Regions from separate parts of the Homo sapiens genome. Here region 2 is linked to region 1. A link is an interaction called in ENCODE POLR2A ChIA-PET data of the cell type or tissue named here. Cell type or tissue: OCI-LY7. All regions are shown on one strand. Each heading gives the region's core, and the rest is flanking DNA. Links, peaks and the distances in the headings are about the cores only. Region 1 overlaps LRCH1 (leucine rich repeats and calponin homology domain containing 1). Region 2 overlaps LOC124903174 (a long non-coding RNA gene).

Region 1 (9,666 bases), core at 2,956-7,955:
CAATTTTGTGTGTGTGTGTGTGTGTGTGTGTGTGTGTGTGTTTTCCTGGTGTTTTAGAAAGCCTGGATAAATCCAAGTTAATTTTAGTTGTAGCAGTCATTCCATCGGTTATAGGCTTGTAATCAACTCTTAGCTGTGGTTTGTTCAGATATTTACAATGAATGCTTTCTTGTATCTATACAGTACTGTAAAAGGTACTGTGCTATAACTTTATAAGTACAAATGTGCCTAAATCTGATATATTTTATAAAATTCAGTTGGCAGCTGTGAAGGCTTGCTTTTGTCTCTTCCTCCCCTGCACAGGCTAAGTCCTTGGAATCAGTATGTTAATGAAGACTTGGTATCTCAATATGAAATTTGCACCATGGGAGTTCTGAGATAATGCGTCCTGATAGAGCCCCTAATGCCTGCCTCTTAGGAGGGCGAGTGACAAAGACAGTATAACTCAGCTAAGTCCTTTCATAATCAGGCAGCCTTGGTCTTTCTCAAGTGGTTCCATAGTTTCTGTGTGTGTGCTTTCTTGTGTTTCTGTGTCTCAGACCTCTTCTCTCCTTGGGCAGTCTGTCTGTAATCTTTTAATACTGCATGGTAGATTGGATTGGATGAGCCCCATCACCTTTGGATAAGAAAAGGCTTTTGGACACAAGTCCATGCAACACTCTTTTCTTTAGAGAACACAATAGATCACTGGGAACATCATAAGAGGTGCTCTCAGAGGGTGCTTATAAGTGGCACCATCCTAAATCCAGGTTTACCGGGGACAGTCTGGGTTTATAACTCATCCTGGCCTAATGAATAATAGCACCCTCTTTTAGCACAGCATGATTTAGATAAGTTATATGGTCACCCCATGCACATGGGATGTGGTAGATAACACCTTTTAAGAATAAAGTGAAATGGATTCAAGTGAAGTGACTTACCTACCCATGTCTAGTTGTGTCAGATTGAATCCAGAATTGGTCCAGGTTATCCTGGTCATTTCACCAGCTACCCATATTGCTGTCCTTTGAAGGAATTACAATGCTTGGCTGGTTCTCTTTTTTAACTTTCATGCCAAGAAACCCTCTTAGTAAAGTCTTAGACATTTGTTGTTTATTTTAGTTGGTAAAATACAGCATTAATTTAAAAATTACAAAATATTGCATACATAGGAAGGAGTCCGTACCCTATGTAGACATGATTTAAGTAATGATGATAAAACAGACATAGTGACAGAAGCATATAGAAAGGTGATCACCTGGGAAGGGGTGCAGAGAGGATGGAAACATTCTATGTCTTAGAATGGTGAGTACATAGGTAGGTGTATGTATTTGTCAGAACTCAGTGAACTCTGCACTTAAAATGGGTGCATTTTACTGTATGTAAATCATACCTTGATACAGTAGACTAAAAATTTACCTATTTACCACTATCCAACTTAAAAAGGAGAACATTTCCAATACCTTTTTAGCTTTCTGCCTGGTGCCGATTCCTGACTGACAAGCTGTTTTAAAACACAGAATAACTGAGGCTTTATTGCTAAATCAATGCCTCCTATTAGAAGACTGATATTTCTGTTTTAGTGGACGTTCTTTAATCTTTATTTTCCTTATTTCGAAACGTCTTGTTAACCCTCTTTACGTAGTCTTACTCATAAAATATTCTAATTCTGTATTTAACAAGCGGCATTTTATTTTAGTGATAGAAAAAACTGTGGCTGAACCAAGTTTTCTGGGATCACTGGAATGATGTTAGCTAATGGAGTCCAATGTTGAAAGCATTTGTTGCGCACCTACTGGATGTCAGACACTTTGCAGACACGATCTTATTTCTCCTCTGAGCCTAATAATAGGTATCATTTCCCTTAAATTTCCTCATGTGTAGAATTGAGGCCTATAGATGTTAAGAACTTGCCCAAGATCCCCATGCAAAAGTAATTAGGAGAATTAGGAGTCAGGGTTTGAGCCCCAGGGATCTAAGTACATTGTTAATGTAGAGAACTGCCCTTTGCTGGGAGAAGTTAAGCACTTGGCTGGCTCCCCTGGTTGTATCGTGTAGCACCAGGACCATGTGGCGTATCACTTCCAAATTTCCTAAATCACTGTGATCCTGCATACTCCTTGCCCAGACCCCTCCTGTGGCTCTCTCCTGCTTGCCCACCGAGGCTCAGCTGCCTAGCAGCAGATCCACAGGGCCTCTGGTATCTGGCGCCAACCCGCTTATCCTGCTGGGTTTTCCTCTAGCTCCCCTCAAGGGCCTGTGTGGCTCCAGCTGCCTTTTCCATTAGTGTTCCCATATGTTCCAGGTTAAGGCCTCCGCTTTGCCTTCGATTGTACCTTTTCTGTCTTCATTGCACTTGCCAAATAAAATAAACAAAACAAAACAATGACAGACCCCAGCTCTCCAGTCCCTGTCAAGCAGTCATCTCAAAATTTTAATTCCTGCCTCTTCTAGGATGCCCCAAATGCCAGCCTCCCTCTCTGCAACTCTACTCATCTTTTCATCTAAAACAGAGTTTATAATGATTGAGTTGGTCCTTAATTGTTCTTTAATTCCATGTCTTTTTTCTCTAATAAGAATAAGAATGATAATAGCTTCATTTATTGAGTCAGATATTGTGTTCTCCACTTTATGTGGCTTCCCTCAGCTAACTCCCAGAGCAATCTTGGGAGGTAAGTACACATTTTCTTCCCATCTGACAGACTGGAAAATTGAGGCTCAGAGAGAAATGCCTGAGATCACATGGCTACTAAGTGGCAAGACTGGGATTCGGTTTGACTTGAGTTTGACTACTCTTTGCTGACTTCTTGCAAATGCCTTGAGGAGAGTAGAAAAGAAAGGAAACTGACATTGACTGTGCCTTTGCTATGGCTTGGCATCGAGATGGTTTAGCTTATTATCTCACAGGGTCCTTATCCTGTGCTAAGAATCAGATCTCCAAAAAAATTGAGAATTAGATCTCTAAAAAACGGAGGCTCTGTTTACATAATTCATTCAAGGTCACAGCGCTGATTAGTGGAGAGATAAAAATTAAACCAGGTCTTTCTGCCCCTAGAGATGCTCCACTGCGTGCATGAGGACACTTTATTTCTTTTTCTTACTCTCTGCATGGCCTAGCATAGAGCTGGATATTAGGGAAACTTTTCAATTAGTTATAGGTTGCTTAAAAAACAACAAAAACAAAAGTTCCTTTTATTCTGTTAGAAGCATGAGCATATCACACATATTCCGGTAGGGAAGAGTAGTACCATAAAGAATGTTGGATTTTTAGAAGAGACAACGTAAAAGCAAAGGTGAGGTGAGATAGACACTTGAACAGAATGGCAGTCACAGAATTTCTTATCTTTTGAGAGATTTACTTGAGGGATTCTACCTTTACTATAGTAGAGGAGTGTCTAAAATTAAAAGACAGGAGAAGATGACTTAGTATTCCCATTCAGATTTTTAAATTGCTGTGTGGTTAGCTGTCTCCAGTCAGGCAGCTTCACTGCTCCTTTCTTTAACTGCCTTTCTCAGGCATAGAAGTAAAAAGAAGTAAAAGGTAACGGCCAGTTGCCCTCGGCCTCTCCATTGGTGGATTTGCAGAGTGCTGAAATTCACCCTAGAGTTTACCCTTCAAAGTAACTAGGCATTAAAAAACTCATACCTACAAAAAAGGAACTCCTTTGTGTTCCAACAATTGTTACAATATGTTAGACTTTTGGTGATCAAAACACACCTCCATTAACTGCTCCAGCATCTTGTGCATCTCAGCTGTTTGTGCGAGTCATCCAGCATGAGGGAGGATGGGTCTGCATCAGGTGCAGTTCCTGGGCCTTGGAATATGTCCTCCACTTTTGTTTGATCAGCGGCGTGTTTCCATTGAGTGTGCTGTGTGCCAAGAGAACAGTTGTCAGTGGTATTCGCAGTGATGCACATTAGCATGAGTGCCAGAGATTCAAGTGGCGACGAGTACCAACTCTGCCTTCCACCCATTGCTTTTTGTGCTCTCAGAAACTGGAGAAACGCTAGCTTTGCACACTGGGTTTTCTCGAAGCGGGCTAGGCGTATCATTTCCAAGGGCTGTGGAGCTTCCTGGAACTGTGCATGCTGTGAACACTCTCCCAGAATGATGAAATGCCAAAGTGCTCAAGTCACCATGCCTTTGTTCACTGGCTCCCATGCCTTTCTTGCTGTGACCATCCATGAGGCTTAGAACCATCACAGCTGTTTAGGAAATGGTCTTGGAGTCCAACAGACCAAGGTCAAATTCTGGCTCTGTCACTTAGCAGTTGGGTGACTGTAGGCAATTCATGTACCTCTCTGAACTTCTCATTTCTCATCTGTAAAGTAAGTGAGAGTAATAACACTTATGGGGTTGCTGTGATGACTAAAATAACAAATTCTAAGTATGTGGCACTTGGGGTATGTGTGTGTGAGAGAGAGAGAGAAAGAGCGGGAGGGAGGGAGGGAGAGAGAGAGAGAGACAGGCAGGCAGTGGCTGTTTTTTTGAACGGCGATGCCCACAGAGGGGGAGTTATTTTTGGAGAGGAGGGGGTCTTCTCACTGCTCCCAATTCTCATCCATGCTGGGGACGTGCATCTGTCTCTGCCACTACTCTGGGAACATATCTCTTGTCGGATACAGCTGTCTTTCTGTTGTTCCCTTGGTCTGCCAGCACAGGGCTGAGGCCATTCCCTGCACTCCTCTTCCTACTTGTACCCCCACTGCAGGCCATGCCTGGGGACTCCCTGACCCTGCTGTCCTTCTCAGCTTGGAGCTTGCTGCTCTTTATGGGGAGGACTTTGGTTCTCTTTGCCAGGCTGCCTGAGAAACAGGCCCAGGTGGTGTGAAGTAATAATCCCCAGACCAAATATGTTTATCGTCTTATTTGAGCCATCCTGAGACTTACTGCAACACTACTTTAAGCTTAGTGAGTTTAATTTGGATCACAGCCTATTATACATATGGCATGGTGTCAGCTTTTAGTAAAAGATAAAATAGGTGCGTGAAATGAAAGAGACATAGATGCCAGTTGGAGAACAGAGTGATCTAAAAGCAAATTCTGCATAGCAATATGAATACTTCAGAGTGGACAGGGGTATAGTTTGAAAGAAGCTACCTATAACGACTGTTTTCATTATATTGACTAAAGAAAAAAAAAGCTCGACAAAATCTCCCTAACTCGTGGAGTCATATGGAAGATAGAATAAGAAGACAGTGCACAATTGTGGGCAAAAGAAGGTAATGAAACATTGCAAAGACTTTAAAAAGCTTTTTTTAAGTTCTATATTCACAGCCACATTTCGTAAACTTAAGAGGTGCTGCATTTTTTTTCATTCATTCATCCATCCAGCAAATATTTATTATCTAGTGTGAGTAAACTTGCCCATGAGCCCATCCCTTTCCACTGCCTGTTACTGTATGTGACAAGGATAGTAGCGTGCTCAGTAGCTTGCAACCACGTTGCCTGGGTGAGCGACTCCTCCATCTACTGGCCCAGTGACCTTGGGCAAGTTCCATAACCTCTCTATGCTCTAGTTTCCTCATCTGTAAAAGAGAAATGATAATAGCACCTGTCACAGAGGGCTTTGGGGAATTGAAAATGCAAGGAGTGCAGAGCAATGCCTGGCATCTGAGAGACATTCAATACATGTTAACTCTTATCATTTGTTTTCTGACTTATTCATTTGCTTCTTTATTGTCACTCTCTCTTTCCATCATTAAACGCTGAGAGAAACCTTGTTTTCTCTTTTCTCATGTAACTACTATCCTTGGTTCCTAGGACAGTGTCTGCCCATGGTAGCAGCTTAGTAAATATTTGAGCCGAGTAAGTGAATAAATGGCTGGATGAATGAATGGAATGCATGAAGGCTGGACTCTGTGCTGGGTGCTTCCTAGACAGGAGTGAACAAAACTTGGTGCCTGCTGGGTATATGCCCAAAGGAAAGAAAATCAGTACAGCAAAGAGATATCTGCACCCCCATGTTTGTTGCAGCACTGTTGACAATAGCCAAGATTTGAAAGCATCCTAAGTGTCCATCAACAGATGAATGGATAAAGAAAATGTGGTACATATGCACAATGGAGTACTATTCAGCCATAAAAAGAATGAGATCCTGTCATTTGCAACCACATGGATAGAACTGGACATCATTATATTAAGTGAAATAAGCCGGGCACAGAAAGACAAACTTCGCATGTTCTCACTTATTTGTAGGAGCTAAAAATTAAAACAGTTGAACTCATGGACATAGACATAGAGAGTAGAATGATGGTTACCAGAGGATGGGAAGTGGAGGGATGGGAAGGAGGTGGGGATGGTTAATAGGTATGAAAAATAGAATGAATGAAGGAACAAGATCTAGTATATGATAGCACAACAGGGTGACTATAGTCAAATATATATATATATATATATATTTTTTTTTTTTTTGAGATGGAGTCTTACTCTATTCCCCAGACTGGAGCGCAGTGGCATGATCTCAGCTCACTGCAACCTCCACCTGCCTCGTTCAAGCCTCCCAAGTAGCTGGGATTACAGGCACACACCACCATGCCCGGCTAATTTTTGTATTTTTAGTAGAGACGGGGTTTCGCCATGTTGGCCAGGCTGGTCTCGAACTCCTGACCTCACCTCAGGTGATCCGCCTGCCTCGGCCTCCCAAAGTGCTGGAATTACAGGCCACTGTGCCTGACCATATAGTCAATAATAATTTAATTGTAATTTAAATATAATTTTACAGTAACCTAAAGAGTATAATTATCCTTTGTAACACAAAGGATAAATGCTTGAAATGATGGATACCCATTTATCCTGATGTGATTATTGCATGCCTGTATGAAAGTATCTCATGTACCCCATAAATATATATACCTACTATGTACCCCCAGAAATTAAAAATTAAAAAAAATTAACATTAAAAAATACAAAACAAGTGGTGTTGCCTGCATTTTAGAGCTTCCAGCTAGTCAAGTGAAGGAGAAGTCTAGAGATCTATAATAACCAAAGGTGCTAAGTGTCAATGCAAGGGAAGAACGGGGACACCATGCTGTATGGCATCAAGGAAGAAGTGGCATTTTCCGACTATGTTGAGTGGTGGACTGATAAACAAGAGCACTTTTTTTCTTTATCCATTAGAAGACTTAAAATAATTATTTGTAGATCCCACTTCCCCACTTTTTAAAGCATTTCCTTCTCAATTATTCCCTCTCTTCAAACATACAAACTTATACGCATATTCTAAAACTTGTAAAAGGAAGTTAAACACATTTTAATCATTTAAAAGGTTTTTTAAAAAGTCAACCCATGTAACTTAAAAATGATTATGAAGCACTTGTTTACTTTCGGTTGTCTGGCATTTATTTGTGTGTGGGGTTTTTTTTTTTTTTTTTTTTTTTTGGTGTATGGGCTATTTATTGCTTTTTCTTAATTTTTTCCTTGTGTGTTTGGAAAGCAAAATCCAAACAAAGTCCTTTTTGGCAGTGGTAATAATAAATATTCTGTTTAGCCTTTGGATGAGGTTTACATGATGTATCTATAAGCACATTCTGGAATATTGGAATAACAGTTTCCAATCCTTTTGATCAATGGATAGTGGGATAAATGAAAAGTTCCAACCAAAATATACCTACTGGACAAGAACCATCATCTTTTAATAGGCAGAAATCCTCTTTAGGGTCCAGCCTTCCTTTCATTCCTGTTCTACATTGTCAATGACTCTGACCACAGGAACAGAGAACTGCTGGATAGGGTGCAGTGCTGCTGGTCCCCTCTATCATCACCAGCACAAATAATTGTATTAATTTTTTTTTTAGGAGTGGAGTTTAAGCTCAGCTGTGCACCCCAGACATTGATGAAGATAGTCTATCGTATGACTTAGAGTCACAGAACCACAAGATGCGTGTGTGATTATCTAAATAAAGAGCTCTTACTGCAACCTTGTGACTCTGGTGATAGAACTGGGCGTGGGAGGGCTTTCTCATTCATGTGCTGTGCACACAAATGATTCTCTAAGTTGAAGGACACATTGCTCTGCAGCATAACTGAAAAATCTGTGCATGAATGTGTGTGTGTGTGTGTGTGTGTGTGTGTGTGTGTTGTGGGGGGGATGTGGTCTCATTCCTACTTGCAAAAATCCTCCAGAAGGGGTTTTCAAAGCATTGCACAGCTGTTGCTTGTCAGCTTCTTGTGTTGACTAGATGTCAGCAACACTTCCTCAACTTTGGACAATGACTTGAAAGCAAGATCAGTGTGTGCTCATGGGATGGATTTAAATGGAATTGAATGATACAGAAACCATTGCCTAATTTATATTTAGGTAAGTCATGTTTTCTTTCTCTCTCTCTTTAAATTTTTCCTGAAATGCATGTATGAAGCTCTTTTTGGCTAAAATGAGAGAATGAAGCAGGCTCCTGAGTCCTTGAGTGAAGAGGATCCATTGAGAAGTCCAGAGGGAGAGAGAATGAGCTTGATTAACGGCAGCACAGGATTGGCAGGAGTGATATAAAATAGTACATCATCTCAGAGTGACCTAATACTCGACTTTGGAATGCATTTTTATTTTTGGCAGTGGATTTACCTCCCTGTGTCCTGCCTGGACAAACGTTGGAATTAGTCAGCATTCCTTAAGCACATGCTGATTATGGCCAAAGAAAGTGGCAGGCTTGAGGCTTGCTGGCGACCAGGAGAAAGCCAGCTGGATTAGACATTTGCCGTGAGCCTTTTGTTCATGTAACTTATGGGGCAGTCTCCTAAGCCAGAGAAACAAGAAACTCAAAGGCAGTTTTAGCAAGGTTCTCATGCATGGCAGCATATTTTAATACTAATGCTCCCTTTAGGCAGGCCCTAAATAAGAATGTCTTGTTCTAATTTTTTTCCGTAGACTTAAGATTGTTGGGAAAAAACTTGTTAGAATTCCCAAGTGAAACCATTTAAATGCCTTGGCTTCTGATAACTGGGAGTCCTGAGTGAAGTTGTCAGTTGCTGCTGAACTCAGCAGAAATAATTGCGCTCCCTATGCCAATGATCTGTGCATATTTTGAGACCATTCTGAGACCAAGGAGGCTATCACAACATGTTCACATTGCTATCGTTGATTAGAGCCCTGAGCTTTACATGTTGTCTCCTGTGGTGTCCTTCGGAATATTGGAGAGCCATGCCTCTTTCCTTTCAATGTTCTCAACCTGGCCCAGCCAGGATTAGAGGCTCCCTTCTGAGGTTCAGTAGAATTTTATATTTACCCTTTATCATTATTCACCTTACTGTATTGCACTTCTCTGTCTACAGTCTCCAGCATTCCATTACAGTGCTAGGACTATGTTGGCATTTGTATTCGTTTTTCATTACTTCATAAGAAATTGCCCCAAATTTGGTGGCTTAAAATGATGCACATTTATGATGGCACAGTTTCTATGGATCAGGAGTCCAGACACAGTTTGGCTGGATTCTCTGCCCTAGGTCTCACAAGGCTGTACTCAAGGAACTGGCTGGGGCTTCTCTCATCTGAAGCTTGGAGTCCTTTTCCAAGCTTTCGAGGTTGTTGGCAGGATTCGGTCCCTTGTGATTGTGGAACTCATGGTGGCCTTTTTTCTTTCAGGCCAGCAGGAAAAGGTCTCTGACTTGAGGGTGGGCCCCAGTCCTTCTTTTATTTTATTATTATTTTTTGAGACAGAGTTTCGTTCTTGTTGCCCAGGCTGAGTGCAACC
Region 2 (9,666 bases), core at 2,105-7,104, 2.0 Mb after region 1:
ACAGGTATTTCTTGTAGAGCTCTAAATGGAAGAAAAAGTAAGTATACATTAACAGGAAGTTGCAGCGATAGTGCAGAGAGGCATCGTGTGCCTGCCCCAAGTTTCTCCACTGGTTACATCTTATCAATGAAAGAAATTTATGAGTTAAACAGGTTTGCTCTCAGAAAAAGCTCACTTCAGTGATGATAGCTGGCATTTTTTTTTTAAGCACCTATTGTGTGCCAAGAGGTTTATCTTATTTGGAGCTCACAATAATCCTGTAAGGCAAGGATTATCCTTACTTTACAGATAAGGCAACTCAGGCCCCAAGAGATTAAGTTTCTTTCATCAGCAACCATGGCAAGATCTGTTTGCCTTGCGCACTTGGTCTTTTACGCATTATGGACAGCTGAAGTTCATGCAGGCCTTACGGTGTGCTTCAGCTGAAGCCTGACAATTAGCTAACAATAAAAACATGTCTTAGTGTTTTGAAAACTGTGATATTATCTCAGAAGTTAAAACTTTAAAATATACCTATAAAAGAATGTGTTTCACTAAAGATTTTAATTTTATATGGGTCCAACAGTTTTTCCCAGGGCGGTCAAAATTAAAAGTAAGAAGTAAAAATGTCTCCATCACATATAAGTTTCCTTCAACACTTTTGGATAATTTGGTCTACTAAACTTCACTGTATTGCTGAATTCAGTAGACTAAAAATTTAGACTCTGAGAGAGTATAGGTTAGTATTTCAGGAGTTAAAGTTCCCATCACCACATCTCCCAAGTTTACCTACATCTGTACCTGTGCACTCTATTCCTTCCCATTACTGGGAATGAGCTGTGCATGCTCTTATTTAAGTTCAACTCTTCCACCTTTGTATTAGATCCTGTCTTCCTTACAGTCTCAAGGTTTTCACTCAGGTAGTTGTCACCTCTCAATCCTACATTATTAATTTTTGTATCATTAATTTTTGGATCATTCCCATAAGCATATTAACATTGCGCAACATTTGCCTATCTTTTAAAAAGTTCCTTGATTATATGTCCCCTATCAGCTACCAATGTGTTCTCTGGTCTCTTCCAAAATGTCTTAAAAGAGTCACTTATACTAACTGTATCCTCATCCCCTCCTCCTATTCATCCTCTTTTTTTTTTTTTTTTTTGAGATAGAATCTTGCTCTGTTGCCCAGGTTGGAGTGCAGTGGCGCAATCTCAGCTCACTGCAACCTCCACCTCCCGGGTTCAGGTGATTCTCATGCCTAAGCCTCCCAAGTAGTTGGAACGGCAGGTGTGTGCCACCATGCCCAGCTAATTTTTGAATTTTTAATAGAGATGGGGTTTCGCCATGTTGGCCAGAATGGTCTAGAGCTCCTGACCTCAGGTGATCTATCCACCTCAGCCTCCTAAAGTGCCGAGATTATAGATGTGAGCTATCATGCTTGGCCCTCCTATTCATTCTTGAATCTATTTCAGCCAGGCTTTTGCCCCTACCCCTCCATTGAAACTCCTCTTGGCAAAGTCACCAATGACCTCAGAATTGCTAAATCAGTGGTTACTTTTCCATTATCTCACCTGAACTATCAGCAGCATTAGAAGCATTTGCTTACAGCTGCCATCTTGAAGCATTCATCTTCTTCTGTTGGCCTTCAGGTGGCCCCTGTCTCTTGGTTCGTCCATCTCACTGGCAGCTCCATTGGCTCATCCACCACTTCTCCAGCCATTGGCATACCCAGAGTTTGGTTCTTGGACTTCTCTATCTTCTCGTTCCCTTAGTAATTTTATTTCAAGACATGGTTTTAGTCCTGCCACTTCTTATGTCCTAACAAGTTCATGACACTACTCTTGTGAAACTAGGAGCCCTTGTCCTTTTCCAGCCCACAATGGGGATCTAGCTGCAATAAAAGTCTTCCCTTTCTTCCCTTTTTAAACCCCCTAATTACTTCTGCTTTTGGGGTATCTTTAAGCCTCCTTTAGTTATCCAAAAGCAGAGGAATTCATCTTGCTTTTTTCTTTTCAGGTATCCAGGCACCAAGGCCCTAATCACAAGAAAAGGTGGATGGGGCCGTCTTTTGACTTTTTCTTGGAAATTCAGAAAGTCTAATTACGCTTCAGGGAAGAGGAAAATGTTCTTTTTTTCCTCTTTGCGTCTCCAGAACAAAAATTTAGCACCAGTAAATTTCTACATCAGTCTGCTTGTTACAGATTGAATGCATGAATGAATGACTGCAAGCAGCCTGCACTTTGGTGCCCTAAGTGCCATTGATTAGGTGAATGACCTTGGGTAGCACCTTAGTTTTCTAGAACTTAAATTCCTTCAGACTCCATTAAATTGGTGCACTGCCCAGCTCTGTGTTTTGTAGAGGTATCAGTCACACTGCACCTTTACTGATGCATGCTATTACCATGCTGTATAGAATTGTGCATGTCAGCATGGTATTATAATTGGTGTTAGAATATAAAAGTGATAAAGATGATAATAGGCACATATACACTTACTGTGGCAATAGTGAAAGAATGACAAAATACCAAGAGGTGATCAGAGAAGGCTTTCCAAAACAGATTACTTTAGCATTAAGTTTTCAGTGTGGGCTGGGTGCCATGGCTCATGCCTGTAATTCCAGCACTTTGGGAGGCGGAGATGGGCGGATCACTTGAGGTCAGGAGTTCTTGATCAGCGTGGCCAACATGGTGAAACCCCGTCTCTGCTAAAAATACAAAAATTAGCCAGGCATGGTGGTGGGTGCCTGTAATCCCAGCCACTTGGGAGGCTGAGTCAGTGTGAGTTAGCTAAGAGAACAAAGGTTAGGGATGGAAGTGTTAGGGAAGGGAAGTAGTCTAAGTAGAATAAGAAATATGATGTGTTTGAGAATTATAAATTGCTCAGTAAGGCTGAAACAAAGGCTATATGGAGGGAATAGGGCAATGGTAGGAAATTAAAGTAACCATTCATTCATGAATGGACACTAAGGATGATTCTTTATCTCAACAATTGTGAATAGTGCTGCAGTGAACATGGGAGCACAGATATCTCTTCAACATACTGATTCATTTTTGTTGGACATATACTCAGTAGTGAGATTGCTAAAAATAGTCCTATTTTTAATTTTTTGAGGACCTCTGTACTGGTTTTCGTAATGCCTGTACTAATTTACATTCCCATCAACAAAGGTTCCTTTTTCTCCACATCATTGCCAACACTTGTTATTTTTCATCTTTTTTATAATAGCCATCTTTACAGGTGTGGGGTGATATCTCATCGTGGTTTTAACTTGCATTTCCCTGATGATTAATGATGTTGAACTTTTTTTCATCTACTTGGCCATTTGTAGCTCTTCTTTGATAAATGTTTATTCAGGTCCTCTGCCCATTTTTAAATTGGGTTGTTTTATTGCTACTGAATTGTTTGAATTCCTTATATATTTTGGATATTAACGCCCTAACAGATGCATGGTTTGCATATATTTTCTCCAACTTGCTAGCTTTTCTCTTCACTCTGTTGATTGTTTTCTTTGCTGTACAGAAGATTTACAGTTTGATGTAATTCTGTTTGTCTATTTTTGCTTTAGTTGCCTGTGCTTTTGGGGTCATCTTCAAAAAAATCATTGCCCAGACCAATGTCATGGAGTTTTCCCCTACGTTATAGTAGTTTTATAGTTTCAGGTCTTAAGTTTTAAGTCTTTAATCCATTTTTAGTTGATTTTTGTATTTGGTGTGAGAAAAAGGTTTCATTTCATTCTTCTGCATATGGCTATCCAATTTTCTTACACCATTTTTTTGAAGAGACTGTTCTTTTCCCATTGTGTTCACAGCCTTGTCAAAAATCAATCAGCCTTAAAAAAAAAAAAGACAATTCTGTCATTTGTGACAACATGGATGAACATGGAGGTCATTAAGTAAAATATCACATGATCTCATTCATATGTGGAACCTTAAAAAGTTGAACTCCTAGAAGTTAAGAGCAGAATGGTGGTTACTAGGGGCTGGGGCTGGGAAGGATCAAGGAGATATTGGTCAAAGAATAAAAAAATTCAGTTAGGTAGGAAGAATAAGTTCAAGATACCTATAGTACAATAGGGTGATTGTAGTTAATAACAATGTTTTGTATATTTACAAATTGCCAAGAAAGCAGATGTTAAATGTGCTCAGCAGGCACACACAATGATAAGTATATGAGGTAATGCATATATTACTTAGCTTGATTCAGCCATTTCATAATGTATCCATATACGACAAGATCATGTTATACACCGTAAATATAAAGAATTTTGTTAATTAAAAAATAAATCTGTAAAAATTAATTGTTTAAAATAGCAATAATTTTTTTTTTTTTTTTTTTTGAGATAGAGTCTCCCTCTGTCACCCAGTCTGGAGTGCAGTTTCACGATCTCAGCTCACTGCAACCTCTGCCTTTCAGGTTCAAGTGCTTCTCCTGACTCAGCCTCCCAAGTAGCTGGGACTTCTGGCATGTGCCACCATACCCAGCTAATGTTTGTATTTTTAGTGGAGACCGAGTTTCACCATGTTGGGGCCTGGGGAGTCACGCCCTCCAAACCATAGTCTCATCAGACGGGTTTTACTTAGTGCTATATAACGTGGTCTACTTTCCAATCTGACTCTGGCATAATATCACATGATAGATAAGTAAGCAAATCAAAATATTTTAAGCCCAAATTTATTTTCTTTGCCATATCTTGAAATAGTCTTGCAAAGCTGACTTGTGGGGAAAATCTGTATTTTAAAGAGAATCTTCCTTCTCCCTCCTTTTTCCTGTTCCAGGAGAGAATCACCTCTGATAAGAAACTTTTATAATCTATTCTCTCTGATGCCTGCTACCTGGAGACTTCCTCTGCATAATGAGAACCTTGGTCTCCACAACCCCTTATCTTAACCCAGACATCCCCTTCTGTTGGTTCTATCTGCATAATGGAAACCCTGGTCTCCATAACCCCTTATCTTAACCCAGACATTCCTATCTATTGATTCTAGGTCTTTAGACAATAATTTAACTCTTTCGACCAATTGCCAATCAGAAAAACTTTGAATCTACCTATAACCTGGAAGCCGCTCCTTCCAGTTGTCCCATCTTTCTAGACTAAACCAATATACCCCTTATATGTATTGATTGATGTTTTATGTCTCCCTAAAATGTATAAAACCAAGCTTTATCCTGACCACCTTAGGCACATATTCTCACAATCTTCTAAGGGCTGTGTCATGGGCCATCTGTCACTCATATTTGGATCAGAATAAACCCCTTCAGATATTTTACAGAGTTTGACTCTTTTTGTCAACATTACAGTTACTGGCAACTTAAGTCATTTTTGCCCCATCCTACAGGTGAGATAGTGGAGACCTAGGTAACTTGCCTAAGGTCACATAAGTAGTAAGAGGTGGAACTAGGACTCAAATCCATCTTTGATTCCCATCTGGAGCTCTTTCCACTGGACCATGAGGCCTCTTTCCAAATGAGATGTAAAGGTAAATGGGCCAAATAATAGAAGGCCTTGGCAATGTAACAGCAAGATGTATCATAGGATCTAACAAAATATTTTAAGCAGGAGGACAACATGATGGCTCACCATCATGCCAGTGGGGAGAAGGGTGAGCCTGGAGCCAGGGAAACCACTTGAAGACACTATTGCATCAACCCTGGCAGGACACCAGCTGTCCTTGAATTCAGTGTTAACAGTGGCATGGGCTTAAAGAGAGAGGAGAACATGGATTTGAGAAAATTTTAGAAGTTGAAATTAGCAAGACTGGATATAAAGAGTAGAAAATGGCCAGGTGTGGTGGCTCACACTTGTAATCCCAGCACTTTGTGGGGCTGAGACAGGAGGATGGCTTGAGGCCAGGATTTCAAGACCAGGCTGGGCAACACAGTGAGATCCTGTCTCTACACACACACACACACACACACACACACACACACACACACACACACACACACAAGAACTTAGTGGGATGTGGTGGCTCATTTCTGCAGTCTCAGCTACTAGAGAGGCTGAGGTGGGAGGATCACTTGAGCCCCAGGAGTTCAAGGCCACAAAGCCTTAATTGTGCCACTGTATTCCAGCCAGGGTGATAGAGTTTTCCAGACCCCACAACTCAAAAAAAAAAAAAAAAAAAAAGAGTAGATGTGCAACACTTGCAGGGAATAAAAAAAAATAAAATAATGTGAACTTAGTAAGTCACTTAATATTCTAGGGGCCTCAAAAATCTTTACCTTTAAAAATGGAGGATTAGACTTAGTGTTTCCTTAATATTTTAAGATTTTTGCAAAGCCAACCGATAACAAAATGTGATAAAGATGGCACGTTGTTTGCATATTAAGTAGGAAAAATATACTAAATAAAATGTAACAAATAGAAACTAGCAATACTTTTAAAAATATATTGTACAATTACCAAGATTGGGTTCCTTTCAGTGATGTAAATATGATTCAGTGTTAAGAAATTGATTAATATATTCTTCCATAATAATAGGTCAAAGGAATAGAAATGTTTTAATTCATGATGAGAAAAATGTTTGATAAAATTTAATAGTCTGTAATCATTTTTGATCAAAGAAATCTTTAGTAAGTGGCTACATACGATGAAAGCTAGGTTCATGCTTAATAGTTGTAAATCAAAAATAAAATTCTAAGCCCCTCAACCATCTGAACGGACCCCTCCTCTTGGCCACGTGCACTCCAAGTTAACCTGAAAACCTAGTTCAGGCCATGATGGGAAGGAGGGGTCAGACGTGCCTCATTATACCCTCCTCCCTTTTGGAATTCAGGAAAAGCCAGCCAGCATTAACATTAACTCAGACCTTCAATCTGATAAGAAACATTTATAATTGTTAAATCAAGTTTAGCTTAAAGCTGCCTCCTTACATATTTTAAGTTTGGCCTAAAGGTTTTTCTGTACATCATAAATTATAACAAGTAGAGGTGTACATGGAACACTATGCAGCCATAAAAAAGGATGAGTTCATGTCCTTTACAGGGACATGGATGAAACTGGAAACCATCATTCTCAGCAAAGTAACACAAGAAAAGAAAACCAAACACCTCATGTTCTCACTCATAAGTGGAAGCTGAACAACGAGAACACATGGACACAGGGAGGGGAACATCACACACTGGGGCCTGTTTGGGGGTGGGGGTCTGGGAGAGGGATAGCATTAGGAGAACTACCTAATGTAAATGACGAGTTTATGGGTGCAGAAAACCAATGTGGCACATGTATACCTATGTAACAAACCTGCATGTTGTGCACATGTACCCCAAAACTTAAAGTATAATAATAAAAAATAAATTAAAAAAAGAAAAAAAAACAAGTAGAGGTGTAAACAAACTGTAGCCTACAATTGTGCCAATCACTGAGTTTTCCAAAATCTGATTTCCTTGAATGTACCCTTCATATTTCCCTCAAATTGGTGTGATTGGATCTAGAGTCTCGGTTAGATTGAGGTTCTATATTTTTGGCAAGATGACTTCCTAGATGGTATTGTGTCCTTCCACCAGGAGGCATTTAATGTTGGGTTGTTTCTTTCTGTGATATTGGTAGTTGTTAGTGCTCAATACCTAGATCCATTAACTCAACAGATACTGGAAATGGTGATATCCTAACCCTATCATTTCATCTTCATTTATTAGCTGACATGCTTTTATAAAGGGAAACTTTCTTCCTCAATGATTTGATTTCCCAATGACATAGGAAAAGCATGATAAGCATTTGATTCTGTCTCTTAATTTGCCAGTTTTTATAATAATTTTATAATAATGGGTTGGTCATTAGCAGTCTGCAATGGCCACTAATTGAGTTTCTTTGTTGGTATTGTCGTGAATTCATGAATTTAAGCTTATTTTATTGCCCACAGGACTCTGGTTTTTGTGATGATCACAGAGGAGCAAGCCTGGCTTGTCCGAGACAGTCATATCAATTCATTCTCACTTGATAGTGTCTGGGGTGGCCATGTGACTGGTCCTAGCCATAGACATTTTGATGGGGATGGGAACAGAGAAATTCTAGGCGAAGAAGGGCAGGTCCCTGGTGAAGCCCCATCTCAAGCTGAAAAGCCTGAGACTGCGGCCCAAAGTTAGAACTTACACCGCTGTTTCCCTGCTCGAATCTTGCCTTTTCCAAAGCACCCATGGCCCCACCCTGCCCCCCATCCTGTGCCTATAAAAACATCAGCCTCAGCTGGCAGAGAGAGGAGAAGCAGCTGAATGTCAGGGACTATAGCTGGACATCAGAGAGAAGCAGCCTGACTTCAGAAGGACAGCTTGGTGGCGTAACTTTGGAGAAGAATCTGGCTGGAGACTGCCAGACTTCAGGGGAAGATTACCTTCCCATCTTGTCCCCTTTTCAGCTGCCTCTCTTGGTGATTATCACTTTCATTGGCAATAAAATCCATGCATTTACCATCCTTCAATTCATTCATGAGACCTCATTTCTCCTGGATGCTGGGCAAGAGCTCGGGAGCCATGAGTGAGGATACAAAAAAGCTGTCACACTTGCCCTTTGCCCTCTCTGGCAGAAGGCAGCCGCCTCATATGAAAAGGCAGAGGGCCTGCTGAGCTGTTAGCACTCAAGTTGTCTGTGTACAGCAGGCAAAGCTAAAAGGGCACTGTAGCACTCCCTCTGGGGTTTCAGGGGTTGCAGGCACACCCCCCTGCAAATGCTGCCGCAGGGCCTGCACAGAGTTCACTCCTGCCAGTACCCAAAAGCACTCGCCCTGGCTCCTGCACCTGCTCACCTATGTGCTCCCTCCCGTGAGGAGTGGAGCACAGCAGATCCAAGTGAGTGGAGTTCACTCCTGCTGGCACTGAAGCAGCTGGCTAGTTCCAGCACCCGTGCACTCCAGTTCCTGCCTCATTTGCTCACGGGCTCCCTCCCTCAAGGAATTGAGAGCTGCGGGCTCAGTAAACAAGACAGCTCCTTTGTGAGTCCCACGAAGGGGTCAGGGAAATATCGTGCTTCAATTTCATACAAGGAAGTCCACTAGGAGGCTTCTGAAAAAACACGCCCACCCACCCACTCGGCTGCCCCCTCCTTCCCTTCCTGCTTTTTTTAGGTTGTCACATGAGGACTTGTTTGGAGAGGTGCTGCTGAAGCTTGGAACATCTCAATGGATACATGTGACACAAATGCACAATTGTGAACACTAATACTGCAGATCCAGACTTTTTGACAGGGAAAGCTGTCCAGGATGTGTTGCTGATATAAATACAAGTCATAAAAACTATATATGTAAAATTGAACACAAGTGTGTCTATTTACACTGAGACCTGCTTGGAAATACTTAAATATTGAGTGGTCATTTCTGAGAGTTGACATATTGACTAATTTATTTCTCTCTTGTATTTTTATATTGCTTAAGGTTTAAATTTTTATGTGAATAATAATCTTTTTTAAAAGTATGATTCCTATTTATCTCATGTTACTTATAATGGGGTTTTTTTTCTAAATATATAAGATCTCATAACTGGCATTACATGATTTTCTCCATGGCATGATCATCAACAGGAAATGTTTTAATTCTAGAATAACATTTACTGATAAACATTTTTGGAAATATTTAAGCATTTCCTGATCTGAAAATTTTTGTGATTTTTTTCTTTGTATAGTTTATTGTTATACTTAATAATGCTTTCCAGCCCAGTGGAGCACAGTCATCTTGTCAGAGAAAAAACACTTTCAGA

What was found. Peaks named below come from ENCODE experiments on the same cell type or tissue, not always from the same donor. Only the 100,000 strongest peaks of a DNase experiment are listed, where the experiment ranks them.
Region 2: POLR2A ChIA-PET joins it to region 1 with 5 read pairs; 2 of 35 experiments call an interaction of 5 or more read pairs at or near these places.

What each region holds. Positions count from the first base shown.
Region 1 is chr13:46,567,487-46,577,152 of GRCh38, forward strand. The region is part of intron 1 of LRCH1 (leucine rich repeats and calponin homology domain containing 1); the gene reads left to right. Among named protein-coding and RNA genes, the nearest start is that of LRCH1, 19 kb to the left of the region's middle. RefSeq lists a silencer at 4,170-4,219. In OCI-LY7, for the core only: no CTCF peak of the experiment used is centred there; a DNase peak (open chromatin) is centred at 5,475; H3K27ac peaks cover 852 bases.
Region 2 is chr13:48,534,133-48,543,798 of GRCh38, forward strand. The region is part of intron 1 of LOC124903174 (a long non-coding RNA gene); the gene reads left to right. It also overlaps a transcript of RCBTB2 not described here. Among named protein-coding and RNA genes, the nearest start is that of RCBTB2, 5.9 kb to the left of the region's middle. In OCI-LY7, for the core only: no CTCF peak of the experiment used is centred there; no DNase peak of the experiment used is centred there.